2 separate regions of the Homo sapiens genome follow, and region 2 is linked to region 1. The links are chromatin loops, found by intact Hi-C in ENCODE. Cell type or tissue: natural killer cell. All regions are shown on one strand. Each heading gives the region's core, and the rest is flanking DNA. Links, peaks and the distances in the headings are about the cores only. Region 1 overlaps PRDM1 (PR/SET domain 1). Region 2 has its middle 14 kb from the start of LINC02836.

The links. A loop is a pair of places that touch in the nucleus more often than their neighbours do. Peaks named below come from ENCODE experiments on the same cell type or tissue, not always from the same donor. Only the 100,000 strongest peaks of a DNase experiment are listed, where the experiment ranks them.
Region 2: a loop joins it to region 1, with 10 times the contacts of the local background. A loop is called at or near these places in 3 of 110 quality-filtered maps.

The regions. Positions count from the first base shown.
Region 1 is chr6:106,092,158-106,102,406 of GRCh38, reverse strand. It overlaps PRDM1 (PR/SET domain 1), which reads right to left. Exons shown (of 7, transcript NM_001198.4): 3 at 6,673-6,792; 4 at 2,855-3,107. Among named protein-coding and RNA genes, the nearest start is that of PRDM1, 11 kb to the right of the region's middle. RefSeq lists an enhancer at 3,040-4,239. In natural killer cell, for the core only: no CTCF peak of the experiment used is centred there; DNase peaks (open chromatin) are centred at 3,546, 4,476 and 7,926; H3K4me3 peaks cover 5,078 bases; H3K27ac peaks cover 6,249 bases.
Region 2 is chr6:105,641,526-105,651,774 of GRCh38, reverse strand. No RefSeq gene overlaps it. Among named protein-coding and RNA genes, the nearest start is that of LINC02836, 14 kb to the right of the region's middle. RefSeq lists enhancers at 4,775-4,964, 7,532-7,771. In natural killer cell, for the core only: no CTCF peak of the experiment used is centred there; DNase peaks (open chromatin) are centred at 3,314, 5,174 and 7,384; H3K27ac peaks cover 5,118 bases.

The sequences.
Region 1 (10,249 bases), core at 672-8,671:
AAGATGCTCTACAGGTGGAAATTAGGAAGTCCATATACAGTAAAGGTGCATTTTAAAAAATCATCCTTCAGCAGCTGAGTAATCAGTGGAGCTGGTGTCATTTCTGACTCTCCCACTCAGCAACAGCTTGAGTTAACATGAAAAAGAAAATCAAGATCTGTTTTTGTTCTGAAATCTTAAATGGCTGTAGGCGGACGGAGTCATTTCAAGAGTGAACTGCTTCTGAAGACTCCGAATGGCTTAATTATGCCGACTCACATTTTCGATCTATAATAAGAACCCCAAGACTATAAGAAAGAACCTAGAAGTTCTGCAGTAGGCAAAACAAAGTCTCTTTTCAACTGAAACTGAGAAAGCAGATTAACATTTAGAAGTCTATAATTTGGTCAACTGTTTTCTAGATGGGTTAGTTAGATAGATAGAAAAAAAATACCTCCCCCCCTGCCAAATTTGGGAGGGGTAGGGGTTTCAAACTTATTAGTTCTTTTATTCCTTTTCCTTTGTTTTTAGAAAAATGCCATTTTGTGATTTCTGGCTACTTACTTTTCTTTCCTTTGGTTTGTTTCAAATCCCTTCTTCTCCAAACTCTACCGCCTGAACCATCACTGCCATTTAAGCCCTCATGGAGATTCTTGCACCACCTCTATTGTGCTTTAAGCATGGAAACCCAACACAGTTCATTTGGAGACACAATCTACCTATTAGGCCTGATGAAATAGTGGAAATTTTCCTGATCACAGTCTCAATCATCAGCTGCCACGCCTAAGACAACCGGTTTCACAACTGGCAGCAGGAATCTTGTTTTAATGTGACTGGTTATTGTTAACTCTCATTCTTTACTATGAATATTGGACAATGAAATGTGCTTGAAAATGTTAAACCACCATTTAGAAAAAATTCTGCCAAAATAAAAGGGGACATACTGCATAAATAAAAAGGGATAAATAAAAGGTGTCATTTCACAGTATATATGACAGTTGCTTCTGAACACAAAGTAGAAGCACTTGAACCTTAAAATACTGTGCAAAACCTTTCTTTGAGGAATAAAAACGCCAGGCCTTTAAACCCTTCCCTTGATTGGCACAGGGTGCGGGAAGCATGCAAAAAAGTTTCTTGGTGGTTGGTGCAAAGTCACTGGGGTAGGTCACCTCAAATGAACTGTTTAAAGAAAAGCAAAAATCAAAAGACTTTCCTCTGAATCCATGAATGATTAAACTCAAGGAATGTAAGGAGACCCTTAAGTGGAAGTGGCTCACTATGTTAAGAAAGCCAGGAGGGAGCTGTGCGCTTCTTCTGAGACGCACAGCTGGAATACGAGTTCCACAAAAATGCCACTGTGCCTGTGCATTTGTCGTTTGTTACTAGGTCCTCAGCACTGGGCATGGCATACACAGATGCCACAACAGCCGAATGGTTCCTGGGAGGCTCAGCCCTAGGGATATGACAGAGTCTCCAGAGTCTCGGGGAGCGCTGAAGAGACATGAGGGAAAAGAACTGCCACCTTTTTGGTCAGGACCTAATTAGACCCATTAAGCTGGAACTGGGGAACTGAGAGCCAGTTCTTTTCCTGAAGCTCAAGGGTAACCTGTTGTGTAAGGACCCCAAACACACGACCTCCCCTACGGGGGAGGTCCTGATGCTTTTATAGCCCCAGATTTTCAGAAAAACTGCAAACACAATCTTGCAATCTTAAGGGAGATCAAGTAAAATGAAGTGTGGAATGAATACCAAATAACCATACAGTTGGATTATATATGACTAGGGTAAGTACTTGGCTTGTTCATTGGTCCTAAAATCAAAGTCAAAATTCCAATTTATGTTAACATTGATATTTATTCCAAATGTCTCAAAGGTGAAAATGAGAACTAAAACAAGTTAGCCTTCTGGTAAAGCAAATGGATATACTTATCAATAACTGGTAAACCTGGGTAAAGGGTAAGTGGAAATTCTTTGTCCTTTTCTTCAAATGTTTTCTTAAGTTTGAAATGATATCAAAACCAAAAGTTACAAAAACTTCAGCATTTAGTCTTAACTTCTAAACCAAAAGGAATAATTTTTAAAACTGCTAATAAGATTTAGTGGTCTAACCAAGAACACACAACCATAGTTACAGCAGAGGTTAGAATCTTATGGCAATTCTTAAATTGCTCAAAGAGATCACTTGAGAATGACCAAAATGATGCAGCCCTCTGCAGAGAGAGGTCATGACAGCAATTTTAATCAAATAAAAGAAGTAAAAGCACATAAACCTAAGGAATTGAGAATTTGTTAAGATAAAGTGATAGGTGGCTACTATAATACTGATCAAGAGATCAGATAGTTTTTTTACTGTAAGGAAGGAAGCTAAGATGTAAAATCTTTACGGTTATTCACTTAGAATAATATTGAAAAATTATGACAAAGTTTTTCTAGCAATGATCTTACAATGTTCCACATCAGATCCTAACTGTACACTCAAATGTACATCTATAAATATTTTGATGCAGTCTAAGCCCTGCCAAAGTACCACAGATGAGGGCTATACCTTGCATACGCAGCATGTCTGGACCAATCCCTGTAATTCTCCCAACTGCTTTTGGATAAATTAGAATTGGACATATATTTCTTCCTGTAACATCCTGAATTCAAAACTCAAGGTAGCTCCTCATATATATATATACTTTTAAATGATCAAGTTTCCTAATAGTTAATAGGGACTCAAAAAATGTTTTTCCTCTTCCTAGTCCCTAGCTTAAGCCACCTACTTCATCCAACACATGACAAAGCCGTATAATTAAACAACATGTTATTAGTTCAAAGGGGCAGAACCGACATTACTGGCATTTTTTATTTTTTTGTTCTGTAATCCACTTACTGAGATTCATCATTGTCAGCTCTCCGGGATAAGGGTAGTGAAGCCTTTCTGCAAAGTCCCGACAATACCACACAAGAAGTTCCTGGTTGGCAGGGATGGGCTTAATGGTGTAGAAGTAGATGTTCATCCCGTTCTGACACGCAGCCAGGTTTTGCTCCCGGGGAGAGTGTGCTGGATTCACATAGCGCATCCAGTTGCTTTTCTCTTCATTAAAGCCGTCAATGAAGTGGTGAAGCTCCCCTCTGGAATAGATCTGTCCAAAAGAGAAGACAGGCATGTAAAAGGAAGTCAGACCCAAAGCTCCCCAGCACCTCTCAGAATAAACACAGCCGGTACCGTGTGTGATTTCTGATCCCCTACTGCCTAGTTAGAAAAAGAATCCAATCAGTTTAGCCAGAATAGTCTTGAATCAGCAGAAATCAGGGCGGAAACAGGTAAGGCACACTTTTGTCAGTTACCTTTTCCATTTCAGTTTTATCGTCTTTTCATGTTCGGGAAAATAACAGAAAAATGAAACACAAATGTTCATTTAAGGAGCTGCCTCAAACCGATTAACCCACCACAGAGTACTACTTTTGCTACTGCAGTGAATGGCAAATGGGCGATGCTACTGACTTCAGTTCCGATTATGCTGACTTTTAGTGCTTTGAGTCACTGGGTAGAAGACCAAGCCGGCTGACGACGTCAAACTGAGTCTTAGCTTTTTCTATGGCCTCTGTACTCGCCGTTTCCTACACCCCCGCCCAAGGCTTCAACTATGCAAACATCCTCCACCCCCAACCCTCCAAGTCCTAAAGTAACACTTGTTCATATGAATACTTGGAACCTTGCCTTTTTGTGGAAACACTGGGTGGGGCAAAGGTGAACTTCACCTGCCATAACAAAGCGAACACTCGGGCAGCAGCCCGAATTTGACAGTCTATTACTGAGAAGTCACTTTTCCTCTTGATAAACATGTCCAGACTTGCACTTTCCTTTCAATGCAAAGGAGGGAAGGGAACCCCTTATCTGGGAGGAGGCTGGCTAAAACACCACACACAGAGCCATAGGCGTGTGTTTTTGGAAAAAGAACAGGAAGAAAGTATGTTGTTCCTTAAAGGCAACGCAGAATGAAGAATTTGAAGTTTGTCCTAGAGTAATACTACTTCTGGATAACAGATGCACTCAGGCTACTTGGCAAAGAGGCAGAGGAAGAAGAAAAATTAAAACGTACACTCTTACTGAAACTATAAACACACTCCTTATCCTTCCACACAAAGTTTTCTCTCTTCCCCTCTTTTTAGGAGGTACCACCTTTACTTTAGACTTTAAGAAATTTCCTTATACAATCAGTCAATACCTAGTGTGATCTGCGACTTGCAGTCTCCAAGCAGCAGTAAGGCACTGTTCGTAGCAGGAATTTTGTGCTCACCGGACAGCAGGTTATTGCTTTTCCTTACTCACGTACCGACTATGCTAGTCTACAGATAGTTTCTGTATTTCGCTCAAACGTTATCAGAAATAAAAAGGAACTCTGTCCCTTTAACACAGGCGGTAAACACCAGAATCACTTTCTTTTAAGAGTAACTTCCTGTAAATTGTGAAGGGGGAAATACATGTGGCTTCATCAAAGCAGCTTGTGAGAGCTTTTGCGGTGTGTTTTGTTAAGAGAAAATGGAACAAGGCTGGGTGAATTCTGCTATCAAGAGGGGTTTTCAAGTTTGTTTACTCTGATGTGCAAACTTCCAGGAACATGGGGTTCCATCGCTCTTGTACTCTTCGCTGGTGCGGAAACTGCTTTCTAAAGCTACGGGTATGTTGATTCCAGTTAGCCTTCCTCGGACTGCAATTTACTGTATCCTCATTTAAAAACAGCAATGTCGGTGCCATGAAGTCACTCACACAGAATAAAATAACGCATATGTAAAATGAACACCGTTTCCTACCACCTTCCTGCACTTCCATATATTATCTAGAAGATTAAAATGCGCTGATTCATAGTACAGTTACAAGAAATGTCACTGGTTTCTCAACTTGAACATCCCTTCTTTGGCAGTGTAATTTGCATGAAACTTTTTCTTTCCTCACAACAGATGTTCATATTCCTGCCAGCAAAAACGAGATGTTCTACAATATCCTTTGCATGTGAAAGACTGATTCAAATAAATCCTCCCAAGGAAAGCCTTTCAGTTACTTACAGTGAATCTTTAAATGAAACAGGGAACTGGACAGTGAGGGGGAGATTCTTAGGTACTTCTTGCCTTTTCTCAAAATAATCACACATTAATGAGACTTATGCTGGATTGTCTTAATTCAGACCTTTAACTCCAAGAACTATGCACCTTTGTGGCTCACTTCTGAGAAGACGTTATTGACAATAAAGGCAAAAATGCACTCATGGTTCCACCATTGTAAGTCAGGTGATTAATATATTTTAAGGAGGAATAATTATTAAATAAAAATTGTGAGCACATGATTCTTAGTGAATCTGTAACTACCCTCTTTTGCTTGGGAAATAGTAAGATAAATTTCTAAAAATGAAAAACTTCCTGGATTAAAAATATTGTTTCTTAGGAATAGCTTCTTGTCCGAACGATATAATCGTTCTAGGCAAAAATACCAGCTAAAGCAAGCATAACACAATTTTTGTTATCATGCAGCTGTTTCTTTTTAAAGAATTCAAATAATGTACATTTCATGTAAGTATGCACAAAAAAACGCTTACTAAATTCTTTATCTTCTGAGGAAACTAAATATCCCTGAGACATCTATGGGAAGAAGGAAAGCAATCTGACTTTTTTCTGTTCACTGCTAATCCAGTGTTTTATTCAAGGATTCCATCTAATTGGTTCACCTCTGGGGGCCTTTCTAACCCTAATATAGCAAAGGAAATTGTACTGGCTAGATCTTTTGGTTGGATGCTATAGGAAAGCTTATCATCTTGCATATGACTGTTAAGCATTTTCCTTATGCTATGAGATAATTAACCTATTGTCAAATGGAATCATTTTACCATGCACATGTATTTAAATAGGACTAGTTCTGTGGTCCTCCATTCCCCTCAACCCATCTTCCAGCTATCCTTCCTTAATGGCATTTACTTATAAGGTAATTCATTTGTCATTCCTGGCTGGGCGCGGTGGCTCTTGCCTGTAATTCCAGCACTTTGGGAGGCCAAGGTGGGCGGATCACGAGGTCCAGAGATCGAGACCATCATGGCCAACATAGTGGAACCCCGTCTCTACTAAAAATACAAAAATTAACTGGGCATGGTGGCGCGCACCTTAGTCCCAGCTACTCGGGAGGCTGAGGCAGGACAATTGCTTGAACCTGGGAGGCGGAGGTTGCAGTGAGCCGAGATCATGCCATTGCACTCCAGCCTGGTGACAGAGTGAGACTCCATCTCAAAAAAAAAAAAACCAAAAAGATAATTCATTTGTGATAACTCTTCCATTCAATTAAAGTTAAGTCAGCAAGAAATCAAAAAGGGGTGAAATCTAAGGCTTGGTAACTCATTACTACTTCCTTGCGGAGAAATGCAAATGAACCTATCCTTAAAGCAAGCAACAAACTGTTTCCTTTCATTACAAAGCTCTAATGAATTGCAAAAATCAAGATTCACATATAGCCCGTATCTCCATCACTAACCACCTACAGGCCAGACATTTCATCGGTTTCATCACATTTGTTCAGAATTCCCTGTGTCCATGGGGATGCTGGATACTTATGGGTGAGCCCCAGCATTTCTCAGCACAGGATGAGAAAGGTGAGCCACCCAGCTCTTTTAGCTCCATTTTTTCCTAACATTTAATGGGTCTGAAGAAATTTCCCTTACTTACCCTCCAAAAATATTTCCTGTTGGCGTTCTTAGGAACTGTGTCATTGGTGTAGATTTCACCTATTAGGGGTCCAAAACGTGTGCCCTTTGGTATGTATTCTTTACTCATCACTCCAATAACCTAAACAGGAAAAAACACAGGAAACAATTACTTTGACTATAAAATGTTAACCAATCTTTTCAATTAAATAAATTGGACTGTCAAGTAGTAATACAACTAACAATGATAAAATTTTGATAAGTAAACAGACATTAATGATGCCTACATAATTAACAAGCTTCACCATAGGGGGAGACCATCTTTTAAAGTCTGAGATCATAAGCAAATACTCAACCAAGCATTAAAACAGTCTAGGGGATTATTGTCTGGTAATACGGGATCTTTTATTTTTATCATTACTTTTTATGCTAGAACAGCGAATATAACCATTCTCTTTTAGAATGAGAATAAGACACTGCAGAATTAGATGGTCAAGATTAGACCATTTCAGCCTGTTCCTAGTTTCCTATTTCTCATTCTCCCTCAAACCATAAGCATAGTGTGCTTGAGGGGAATAAAATAGTTCTGACCTCAGAAACCAAAATAATGTTCTTTGGTTGTTCCATAACAGCCTAAGGAACCAGAAACCAAATGCATTATGTTTTTTTCATTCCAGATGAGGTTTGTGTGTGTGTGTGTGTTTTTTTTTTTTCATAGCTTGTACATTCTCTTTAATAAGAGATCTTTCAAGTAACTTTGTTCTTCTCTGGCCTTCTACTTTGTTCTTCTCGAGTCTTCTACTCAAGAGTGGTCAAAGGCCCTCGTGTGTGTGTGTGTGTGTGTGTGTGTTTTAAAGACAAGGTCTCCCACTATCACTCAGGCTGGAATGCAGTGGCTTGATCTTAGCTCATTGCAGCCTTGACCTCCTGGGATCAAGAGATCCTCCCACCTCAGCCTCCTGAGTAGCTGGGACTACAGGCATGCACCATCACGCCCAGCTAATTTTTGTTGTTATTGTTGAGAAGGGGTCTCACCATGTTGCCCAGCCTTGTCTCAAACTCCTGGACTCAAGCGATCCTCCCACCTCGGCCTCCCAAAGTGCTGAGATTACAGGCTGAGCCACCATGCCTGGCCAAAAGCCCTCCTTTGAAATTAAGTTTATACGGAGGAAAGCTGTAGGTTCTAAGATCTGAGGAAATGACCTCAGACTGGATGCATCACACATTTTAACTTTGTGGGGCCTTGCTAAAGAAACATGTTAACTATACCAGTTCCTCCTTAATAATAAATTTCTCTTTGAAGGGGTAAAAAAATCACCAACCGTGAATCAGGAAGCAATTCGTCACTATTCAATAGAACTCCTCTGTGAGTAGTCCTTTACAACAGTTTGCAGTTACAGTTTTGTTTTGGTTTTTATTCTCTCACTTTCCTAGTTTTATTTTCTTCTCATTCAAGATAGCCTACCTATCACTTTACTGAATTCTTTACTAAAATGGACCAAGGAGGAGGGAGTGGTAATAGATGATAATGTTTATTTTCCAGTTTTTATATTCCCAGTAGCTCCTGTACATTCATGTACCTGAAATGGTAGACTCAAATATGTGAATCGATCCATGCACAGATTGTTCACAGTGGAATCTACAATTTTGGTTACAATATACACCAGTTCCTCATTAAGTCTCATCAATAATTTAAACCTCTATTTAAATAGATATGGCACACCTACATGCCTGTGACAGACTAGCTTTTCTCATTTAAGTGTCTTATCAGCCAATGATTTTTTTTTCTAAAACAATTTAGTATTCAATATACAAATCAATGAAGCATACTCAGACTGGAAAGAGAAAAAAAGAAAATTTTCCTACACCTAACATAAGTTGAAACAAGAGTGTTATTTTTGGTCCTTTAAGAATTTCTGTCAGAGAGCTGAAAAAAGCAGATGTTCATTTCATCCTCCTCCTCTGCCTTCATTTACATCTATCTGCCCTTTTAATCACCGTTTGTCATTATTGGTATTTGTTGGCAGTAAAACTACTGGGGACAAGAGTATCTCAGAGCAGTCTTGAGATATAAATATATATATTTAAAGCTTTAGTAGACTTATTCAGAGGCTCATTGTTTTGGACATATTATTATTGAATCTAATTAATTTGGAAAATTAATGGAATTGAATTCTATGACATGCAAATCATTTAACATTCATATTTCAGTGATTATTCCATAATATTAGAATGACAAACAGGAAAAACAAATCATGCCATTTGTTGGTGAGCCAATAATTAGCAGTTGATATTTTCAACATATCTACTTTACAACAGTAATTTTAAGAAAGGCACTCAACTGGTTCATCAACTTTGTTTTAAATTATAGTCTCTTACAGATGGTGTCTTGGGAGTCAGAGCTTGATTACCAAAACGGAGCACTGCACTGAGGTCGTGGTTCTTCTTCCAAATTGCCATTCTTTTACAGAATGGGCCTCTAGGTTTTCAGTTATCCATCTTACACACATTTTCTTGTGCCCAAAAAGAAGTCAACTAGAAAGCATAAGCTACCCAATACCTATTTGAGCACAACTATAGACTCATCACTAGTAAGCTATAAAGCAGCACCGGAAGTAGCTCTTGCCATCTCTAACCTTACAAATTCAATTCAACAGGCAAGACAGGAGAACAATTAAAAAGAGAAGGCTCTGTGGTAGAAGAGAGGTCTATGATAATCCTCAAACCCCAGACAAATTAAAGAGCTTCAATATTAGCTTATCATTAGGAAAGGGACAGAGCGCCCTAATATTTTAAATTTCAATTACATACAGTGCTATAGGGCACATATAAACTCACACCTATAGATAAAGATACAAAATCATAAAATTTCAAAACTGGAAGGCACTTACAAACCACCTATATCCATTCTAAGTCTAGCGTTCTAATATACAGTAAACATCTTCATCTCAAATGCACGTCTGAGACACAGACGCCATAAAAGCTGAAACTCTAAGACTATGGTGCTTGTCCAGGTAACTTTGGAGGGGGAACAGGAACCAGGATTGTTTTTAAAGGGAAGTGAAAAAACCAAGTACTAAGTCTCCCTCTGGTCCTAGAAAGATCCAGAATGTGCATCTTAGACTACCCATCTCCCTGACCCATAGTTTGTAACAGTTTATCTTTGAACCAAGCAAATACTAAGGAGGAACTTGGTGTGTAGCTTAAACTTCACAGTGCTAAAAAGACAAAGAATGTGTTCACCTAACTCAAGAAGGAAACTTCACTGGAACTGACCAGGGTCCTAAAGAATTACTGCTGGGGACAGGCCGCTCTGTGCCTTCTATAAACTCAACAGCAAGAGGACACCCGGCTTCAATACCTCCTTGCTTCACCTGCTCCCACAGAAGCTCTTTATGTGCGGTGCAGACCCCTCCACCACTTGAGCAGATTTGTTTCTGTCTGTGGCCTCAGTTACAGAACACACCCCGCCGTCCACAGTTTCCACAGCTTCCGGACAAAACACAGGGCTTCTTTTCAATTTTACACAATGAAGGAGATTTGACAGCTTAGGATGGGTTGAGTTGGAGCGCTTAATGGAAGGCTGATAACAAGGACAA
Region 2 (10,249 bases), core at 1,105-9,104, 450 kb after region 1:
TTTTGGCTTCTAGAAAAAGCAAAGGAATCTCTGAAATGAATAATTCTGCACTTTCAGGTATTTTAAGCCTCTAAGAGAAGAGAAAATCTCTTTATGCTTGGAAAATCAGAATTGGGGTAATATCCCGAATTCTTCTAAAAGTTTTCCCTTCAAAAACTACCCCAAAATGCAAATGAGAACAAACATTCAGGATGCCATCAGAGCTTATAGATTTTATTTCCCACTGAAATTGAAGTATTTATGAATTATCATTTTTCTTGTTTTCTTATCCTGTCTTTTTCTTAACTAGACCTTCATCTTTTCTGTATTCTTTCTACTCAAATTTGTTTCTTCCTTTCTATCTCTAAACAAAGAAGAACTACGTAATTTTAATTACCTTGACACTGTTGTTGGCCTCTGGTCTCTTCAATTATTCAGCATTTTATTTTTGAAAGATGAATCAATGAAGTTAACTGAATTCTCAGTGACTAATAATGCTTATCTTCCTCTCAAAGATGATGTGAGAATCTACACCTAAATGAATAGTGTTCACAGAAAAGCAAGTTACTTAGATGTTAAATGATCATTTAGGAAATATATGGTTACTTAAAACACCCTCAAATGTATTGAAATATTTATCTAGGTGTTATCATGCCATTTCAGAAACCTTTATCATGAGGTTCCGCAAACATTTATAAGGCAAAGGTTTTTCAGAATATCTACCTTGGCTGTACCAACAGACCAAAGGTCACTTTCTTAGTAAACAATAAACATTTTATTAAATATTTGTGAAAGTTTAATTAGGATAAGTTTGAGGTGGTAACATGCTATTCTTGCTGATTCAAGGATCGCTATTCTACTAAACTGGTACAATAGTAGAGGTGAGAAAAATGCACTGTAAAAGTTATGTTTTTCAGATGTCATCAAATGAGAGTAATGAGTTCAGTCACAGTGTCCTGCCTCCTCCAATTTTGCTTCTTCAAGCTAAAGGCCCTGCCTCTTTTTTAGCCAAAACATTGTCATTTATCCATTTATTTTGCACATTTAAACAGAAGAGTAGAATTTCATGTTTGGCTTTTACAAACTCCCTAAATCATTTTTTTTCAGCTTTAAAAATGAGTATATTAATACTGATGCAAAGGTTGAGGCGACAGTGTTTATAATGTTTCCTGAGATCTGCAGATGAAAGGTAGATGTTGATGTTATAATAGTGTAATCTGGATTGTTATTGAAAGCTTCTGTGTTCTCAGAGTCAGATTTAAAGAGATCTCAATCTCTTTCTTGTGGGCTTAGAATGCTTTTAAAAATTGTCAAAAGAAAACCATTTCCTTCACTATTCAAAAAAATTGAAAGAGAAGAACTTCTGAATATTTATTCAGAAGTAGTTCAAAAAATAGCTGGTTTTATTTTATTTTGCAGAGGATTAGAAATGTAGTTTAAACTACAAAAAAGGAGTTTTTCAATATTTCAGAAAGAATCATTGGTATATTGAAAGAGCAGATTTGAGGCCGAGTACAATTGCTCATGCCTGTAATCCCAGCACTTTGAGAGGCCAAGGCGGGTGGATCACCTGAGGTCAGGCATTTGAGACCAGCCTAGCCAACATGGTGAAACTCTGCCTCTACTAAAAATACAAAAAATTAGCTGGGTGTAGTGGCACATACCTGTAGTCCCCGCTACTTGGGAGGCTGAGGCACGAGAATCACTTGAACCCGGGAGAAGGAGGTTGCAGTGAACCAAGATCGCACCACTGTACTCCAGCCTGGGCAACAGAGTGAGACTCTGTCTCAAAAAAAAAAAAAAAAATGTGGATTTGAGAAATGACAGCAAACCCAGAATTATTAATGGGAAAATAAAAATAGAAATGTAATATGATGTTGAGTTATATTTATGTAGAGCTTTAAAGTTTACAAAGTGTTTTTATCTTAACTCAGTCTATCCTCACAACATCTCTCTTGGAGGAAAACCTGTGTTTTATGTCTGAGGAAACTGATATTTGGGGAGGCTAAATCACTTGCCCCAGGCTATATGGCTGGTATCTTGTCGATGTCGAACTTGAACCTGCATCTTCTGATTCTTGGGCAATGATTGTTCTGTCCTTTAGAAAGGAAGATAGAACTTCTGCTTTGCTATTGGCTGTTTTCAGGGAAATCAGAAGATAAGAAAGAAAGACAATATTTCTAGCAGTTTGCTTTAAAGTGGTTGACAAAAATACATTGGTCCACACTACTCTAGTCACCTGCTTCTTTTGCATGAATTTTGGCCAGGTGAAGACTTAGCCTGAGAGGGAAGAAGGACCTGCTTTTAGACCTTCATCAGATGTCTTAAGTCACTTATAGGGAGTCATTCTGTTATTTCTTACCTCATGCTTTCTCTTTCTGTGGACATAAGTTTGTAGTGATATCTCATTCACAGAACATAGTAGTATACAGGAACAGAAAAGAAGGGAGGGATGGGCGGTGGATGGTAAGTGTGAGCAGGTGTTGGAGAGATGCTAAGCTCAGGCCACAGTTCAACTTCACAGGAAGTTGAAGAGCTACTTAGCCTTTCCTAAAACTCAAACTTTCTAAAACATTGACAATAAGGACAAGTAATTGATGGGTAGAAAATGGAGAAATGGTCATGGGAGGAAAGAGATAAAATAGGTTTAGAACATTTACTTATTTACTTGTCTCCAAAATTAACACTTCCACAAGCTTGATGAATGGGGACCTTGTGCATGGTTACATTTACCATCTTACAGCTTTCCTCTCGGTTAGTGAATTTAACAATATGAATGAAAATAGATGACACAATTTTGAAGTTGATAAAGGTTTTTTGTTTTGTTTTGTTTTGTTTTTTACTTAAGTCACCAAAGGATGGGTGGGCTCTAAATAGGAAATGGAAGAGGTAAAGAAGCAGGTCATATTGAAAACAAAAAATAATAAAAAATTTCCCCAGAGGAAATACCCCTTTCTAGAGCATACTAAACTCTTAGTTGCCATATGTTGCTTGAAAAAAAAAGTTATATACCACATTTTTTCATAATACAAACTATAGAAAATGAGGTTATAGGAAATCTTTTTAGCTGAAGGAGATCTTCAGAAAAGTGAGAAATCATCTGGGTGGAGGGGCTTTAGTTAGAGAAGTCTGAAAAACCCCAAATAAAAGGAATCAGCAGTTCCTAGAAGGAAACAGTTTGGTAGGAAAAAGGGATTATCCCAACTAAACGGCTAATGAAAACTGATAGCTTGAGTGGCTTCTGCTTGACAAGGAGATTGTCACTGTTGACAGGGTTGACTGGCAGGGTGGAAAAATGAGGGGGATAAAGCTTCACAGAAAGACTTCAGAGGAAACTTGACACCTTCAAAACCACAGGTGTGAGGGTAAGTGAAACCGTCAAGTAAAAGTTGGCGTTGTTTTTCAGGATCTGATGTTCTGCATACTTTAGGTTCAAAATTTAGGAGTTTAAGGGGAACACTGAGATAAGTTGGGACATGGGAGGTTAGGAATCGAGGAGTCAGAGGACTCTTTTCTGCCCGTGAAGGGACTCCGTAGACTCTTAAATGTATTCCACAGTACTTTCTAGAGCTCTAAGAAGACAGGCTAGCTTTTTTCTCTACCAGCCCAGCCTGTTTCAAATCACAGGCTTCAATAGGCTTTCTAACCTAGCTCTCAAAGGTGATTTATTGAGTGTCTGTTATGTCCAAGATGCTGAGCGTGGAGTGTGTGAATACATAAACATGTTTGAACACTTGTTCCTTGCCTTCAAGGGTTTCATCTCAATGAAAAAATGGGATAGAATGAATTCTGCCTCAAGATGAATTATTCTCAAATAGAACTAACAGTAAAAAGTAAAACACAAAAAACACAAATGCCAAGTAAATAGCATTAACATTAAATGCTATAAAAATTCAGAGATGGAGGTGACAGGAGTTGAAGAAGCCCTTTTTGGGAGAGGTGGAAGTTGAGTTACATCTTTAAGGCGGAATAGAATTCAGACAGCCTGGGTAAGGGTGGGGGGAGGAGGGAATGTGAAGAAATGGGGAAGAATGGTAGGACACTCCCAAAGGGGTAAAGAAACTACTGGAGTAAGGGGAACAGAGGATTACATTTAATAACTCTAAGATGCACCCCCTGGGAAAACAAACAGTGGAATTTGTAACAATTATTTTTGTTTGGCTCTTGAAGCTGAGCATTTATGTCTGTTGAGGATATAAAAAGTTCAGTGTTCTAAATGGGAAGAGAATGACCTGAAGTGAATGGCAGAATGGGCTCTGGGGACACTGGACCTAGGGCTGCACCCTGGCTCTGCCATTTGTGAGTGGTGTGATCTCCAATGAGTTCACGTTTTCATGCCTCAGGCTCCTAATTTTTAATTTGGGATAATATTAGTATCAATAGTATCTAATTCATAGGGAGCTGTGGGGATTAAGAGATAAAGTATTTATTATGCTTATAGTGTTGGGCACATAGAAGGAGCTCAATACATCTTTATTATTTTTATATTAATATAAAATAACAATAATAATGGTAATAAAATCTCAAAGCCAAGTAAGCATCATGAAATTTTTCACGTGCCCATGAGCACAGAGGAGATCTTCAGAACCTACTGTTTTCTGATCTCCAAGAAAGATGGAGAAAAGAAAATTATAGCATTTTTCTTTCATTTTTTCTTCCTTCCTCTTTTTTTTTCTAGAATAAAGAGATGAGGAAAATGCAAGACAGTCCATGTCGCTCTTGGCTGTTCTCTGCTACTCCCCCCAGGTTCAGGGGTCTGTGAGTGGTCGTGAGAACCCCACCCCCAGGCTTCTGCTTGGGTCCTTATCATAGTGGCCTCTCCTGCTACCCAGTGAGAGTTCACTGTTCTGGCAAGGGATATGGCTCCCGACTCAAGGAGAAAGGGAGCGCAATGCTTTCCTTCTCCATTATTCTATGGGCAGGTTTAATATCCAGTGCCTCCTATTTATAATTAACATGAAGTTGTTTATTTCTTGCTTCTCATTTTAGCAGGGTAAGCATGTAGAGGCAGGCCACTTTCTAGTAGATTGTGAGAAGATAGACCTCAGCATGAGCCTGACTGTGGGTCTGATGTGGAGAGAAGAGAGTCAAAAGGAAATATTCTGTGGCTTTCTATATGACTGAAATGCAGCAAGGCTATTGTTTGCTGTAGCAGCTGATTGAAAAAGAGTGACATTCTGTCCACTGAACGTTAATAGGCTCAAGTGGAAGTGTGGTGATCAAAGCTGAGTCATAACTTGAGAGGAAACCAGTCTTACCCATGTTTTTTGTTCTTTAGTGGAGACACCTAGTAAGCTCTTCGAAGACGGTGGCTTTCTACAAAAGGAGAGCTATAGTAACCGTTGGCCGCAGCAAGATGCTCTTCTCACTCTTGTGTTGGAACAAGAACCAGTTATGAGAAGCCTGGGTTTGACTTGCTTTTGGTGTGGTTAATGCTGGTGGGAAGGTTTCTTATAGGTCTTTTTATTTATTAATACATTTGGTCATAGATGGGCCTTCAGGATTTTCAATTGCTGTGACTATGTTGGTCTGGCTAGCTTTTTCCAGGCTAACAATGCAAACACCCCCAGCACCCCTGAGGGATAGTCTCACAAAGCCCCTGTCTGTCTGGCCTGTGGCTACATAAGCAATCTCTTGACAGTTCTTGGAACGTGAGACTTGGTGACGTGACCTAAGACTTCGATGTTTTTGTGATTTATCCAGGACACTTGACTAGGTAACAGGAATGCAGATGATCTCTGTCTCAGTGCTAGAACCTGCAGCTTTAGCCCAGGTTTATTCTTTGGGGTATGACTGCTAATCTGAAAATTTTGGGGAGAGTCCAGTGTCTGTGCAAGAGCAAATCTTCAATTTGGACTGATTCCACTATGAAGGAAATTGAGTTTTTATGGGAGCTAAAAATAAACGATCCTTAGCACTCCCTCCATCCTAAAATACATTAAATAGCCCTTACATTTTCAAGTTAGAACAAATCTGGCCTCATTGTTTCTGTCACTCTAACACTTGTTAATGTTATTTATGTAATTTTCAGATATTCTCAGATCAAAATTTTCCATGCCCAGTTATCTTTCTCATGCAAAGAAATTGTGATCAGTGTTCAGTTTCAATCAGTTTACTGAAGGAAGGGTCGTTTACAACACCTGTAGCCACTTTTCTCTTAGGGACTTAGTTAAAAAATCAGATGCAGGGTGTGAAATGAGACCTAAGTAATTCTTTCCAAGTTCCTTTGAGGAGCTCCCTGCTAGTACTCTCTCAGCCTAGAAATCAACACCTGCCTTTCACAAAGGAGCCTCCATCCAGTGTGGAATTCCAGCAAGTACACAGGTAGTTATTTCTAGGAATATTGCCCTTGCACATCTCTCCTCTTGCCAGGCACCAAACTAATTTCTCAAAGAGAAACAGTGGGAAACAATATGTTCTGTGCTGCCTTCACATACTACCATAAGAGGCAGTTAGTTACATAAGCCGGCTTCCAGAGATTTGCCAAGTGCTCTTTTTAAAAAAAGTGGCTGCTGATGGAACATTCTTTACATAAAACAGATACTTGTTTCAGCAACCAAAGTCCATGTCCACAGCAAAATCCAACTAGTGTTCTACTTTTCTATTTGTCTATAGAGTATAGATCTCTATACACTTCAGGAGAAAAACTTGTGTCAATAATGGATTGGGTTCGACAGTTTAAAAGAAAAAACAAATGGACATTTTTCATTACCTCAATTTCTCATTATCTACATCAACTCAGAACCGTCAAGAAGGCCCATAGTGAAGCCTAAAGGTTTTGAAAGGGGCTACTATGAGCATTATGGATTCTGTCCCATACTCAGGAAGCACCCCCCGACCAGGAATTTCTCAAGACCAAGGCGTGATGAGTGCAGTTTTACTACTGCCTCTGCTCATGAATAAGACCTCTGTGGTAAATCATTTCCCAGGTAGAATTTGCTCTTCCTCCTTAAGTAAGAGTAGTCTTTAAAAAAAAAAATCCTTTCTCAGAGTAGTAAACAACTCTCTGAAGTAGGCATCATCTAGATAACCTTTACAAAAGACATTCTCTGCTTGATTCCATATTGGTTCTGATGTAAAAGTGCATCAAAGTTAGAAAAATCTTGCTCAAGTTTCAACAGCAAATATTCTTAGCCAGAGGAGCTGACGTGGGGGTGAATGGAAAGGAAGTAGAAAGTCAAGTGCAAGATCAGTTACAAGAATACCACTTAGAATTTTTGGTTTTCCCTCATGCTTGGTGAATATATTTTTTACATGTCAGTGGGTTGGGCCCATCATTAAGCTATTGTCTCGCGGCATCAAGCCCATCCTCCTACACTCTGCTGTGTGATGCTGGACCTCTGCAATACACATTTATTTCTGTGTTGCTGATAATTCCCTGTTAGGCTCTGCCAACAGGGGATGCTAGAGAAAGACTGCAAGTCTGGGAAAGGAGAAAGTTTATTTTCCTCTCTGCTACCTCTGACTCCAGTTTTGCTTCCTATTTCTTTCAGTGTCACCCAGCAACACTTCTTCACCCAAACAGTGGCATTTTACTTCAGTAACAGCTGTTTATACTAGTTTGCATTTTTTTTTTCTTGACACAGGATCTCATTCTGTCGCTCAGGCTGGAGTGCAGTGGTGTGATCACAGCTCAGGTGATCCTCCCACGTCAGCCTTCCAAGTAGCTAGGACCACAGGTGTGCACCATACCCAGCTAATTTTTGTATTTTTTTGTAGAGATGGGTTTTCACTGTGCTGCCCAGGCTGGTGTCGAACTCCCGGGCTCAGGTGATCCACTTGCCTTAGCCTCCCAAAGTGCTGGGATTATATGCATAAGCCATCATGCCCAGCCCAGTTTACAATTTTTCCAATAGTTGCAGAACCAGTCTCATGGTACACCCCTCAGATGCACTGTCTTAGCTGGCAGTATCACCTTTTTGGAAGTTTGGGCCAACCCTGTGGCCCCACACTGGCATTAGGTACATCAGCACAGGCCACCAGCTGCCACTTCCCCTGGGGGATCTGAGTCTACTCCCTACTTAGGTACACCAGCACCAGCCAGCTGCCACCTCCCTGGGAGATCTGAGTCTACCCCCCTACCCAAGGTCTGAAGCACCAGCAACTTCAGAGCAGTGCCCTCTCCTCAGACATCTGAGTGTAGCATTCATTGGGATCTATTTTGATGGTTCCCATCTCATCCCTTTGTTCCCCAGCCCTGCAAGTGGTAAATGTGTCCTATTTCCATGATAACTTATTGTTCTCTTTTTGCATATTCAATCATTCAGTACCTAGTAAGTACTTCTTTATATTGTTTATATTAAATTATCTCCATTGGTGTAATTTGTCTCTTGTCTGGACCTGGATTGATAAAATAGGAGTCCTTTCCTTAATCTCACAGCTTTCAGATGGACATTGACTAGATCTTACAAGATATAGCTAAAGTCAACATGGTGTTCTTTGGATGGGAATTTCTTGTTCCTATTTATTCCCTGGGCCTAAAAGACCAGGGTCGATTATGAATTCTTACTCTGGGTTCTAGAAAGATGTTGGCAGCTTACTTAATACCTGAGTTAGCTGTTGCATAAGATGGAACAGGAAAAGGTGTTTCCTTTTTAATTGATAAGAAAGACTTAATGAGGCGCCATTTTCTCATTCTAAGTCTCCATGGAAAACTAAAATGTCAGAGGGCACTTGTCACTCCAGGCATCAGATGTTATGAAAATAATAGATCTGAAAGATTTGTAGCATGAGGCAAGGGAAAAAGATTGATGGGTTTAAGTGACATAATTGAAGTTCTCAACATTAGAAACTCCTTTTGTAAGCTGGGACACTTAAGGCTTGGCAAATATGCATGTCTGTTAGCCGTCTGCATCACTACTGACTGTGTATCTGTATTGAAGGATTAAATGAATCATAGACATATGATCGCTGCATGGAAAAAAATGTGTTGTGCCCAGCACTCTTTTCCATAAAGAAAGCGTCATTGGGAAATGCAAACATGTGGAAACAGGCCACAAAAATGCAGCAAATTAGTCCTTATTATCCACTCATCCACGCAGGAAAGTTTTAAAAGGTAATAAAGTCTTAGGTTCTTACAATTGGCACTTTAGCCTTACTGTTTTTAGAGTAAAATATATGGTGCTGGGAAACCACTGTGCATCTAAGCATTTCATTTAGCTTTTAACTACCTTTCAGTTCAATAGGCATTTCAAGTCATGCTGTCACCTGTTGCCAAGCTTTCTGCTGCAGGTTACCATCCCAAACTACCTCATTAAAATAAATGAAAACAAATAGGATTATCCAAGTGAAATGTCACTAATGCTATTATGAAGTAAGAATGTTTTGGCGCCATTCAATAAAGCTACAACTCTAAGCTGTAAATGTAACACATGGAAATTCAGATGACATCTCGACTCATTAGATCTTCTGTTCCATATTTGTGCTTGTGTGTGGAATAGATGATAATGTAATTCTGTACAGTCACAGTATCATAAGGGTACTTGTTTTTTCTAATGAACAATGATGCAATTCTATGATTCCACTATCCTTGTTTGTCAGGTATCCTGTTTATTGTAATTTCTGAGCACAACGGATAACCCTGTAATTTAAATATGGGTATGCCCACACCGAAAAGTCAAACCTACATACCTTTCAAAACAATTTTTCTCAAATTGCTTTCTAATTTTTCAGTGTTTGTTGGAGGAGGAGTTGTGCTAAAAATCTGGATGAACCATGTGTATCCTTTTCTAGAATTTTTTTTTAACCATAAGCATGTTGGAAGTTTATGATTTTTTATGAGATCAAGCCTGAGAGAGAGACAGAGGGAGAGAGAGAAAAGGTATGGACTGAAAGACGAGATGATGTACTACCAGGAAAAAAAAGGACAGGAACTTACTTGCCTGACTCAGGGGTACCCAAATACAACATAGGTGATACCAAATGTGAAGTGATTCTTACCAAATGAGCTGATACCAAATGTGAAGTGATTCTTAAACTGTAATCTAAAAGCTCAGTATATATAACCCAGCATGCTACTGTGTGCTATGACATGATGCACAACTGTATGCCTACAACTCCCCAGCTGGCCATTCTTCATCCAGATGTACAGGAAACTGAGAATCAAAGAGACCAATGTGGTCACATGTACACAGCACATCTGATGCTGGGGAAGCATCAGCTTTCTAAGCACAGGACTCACCCCCAAGAGTGACAGAGACCCTAAAGAGTGAACAGAAAAATGATGGTTTCTGAGCACTCAGAACATATGCTATAGCCACGGTAGAGAAAA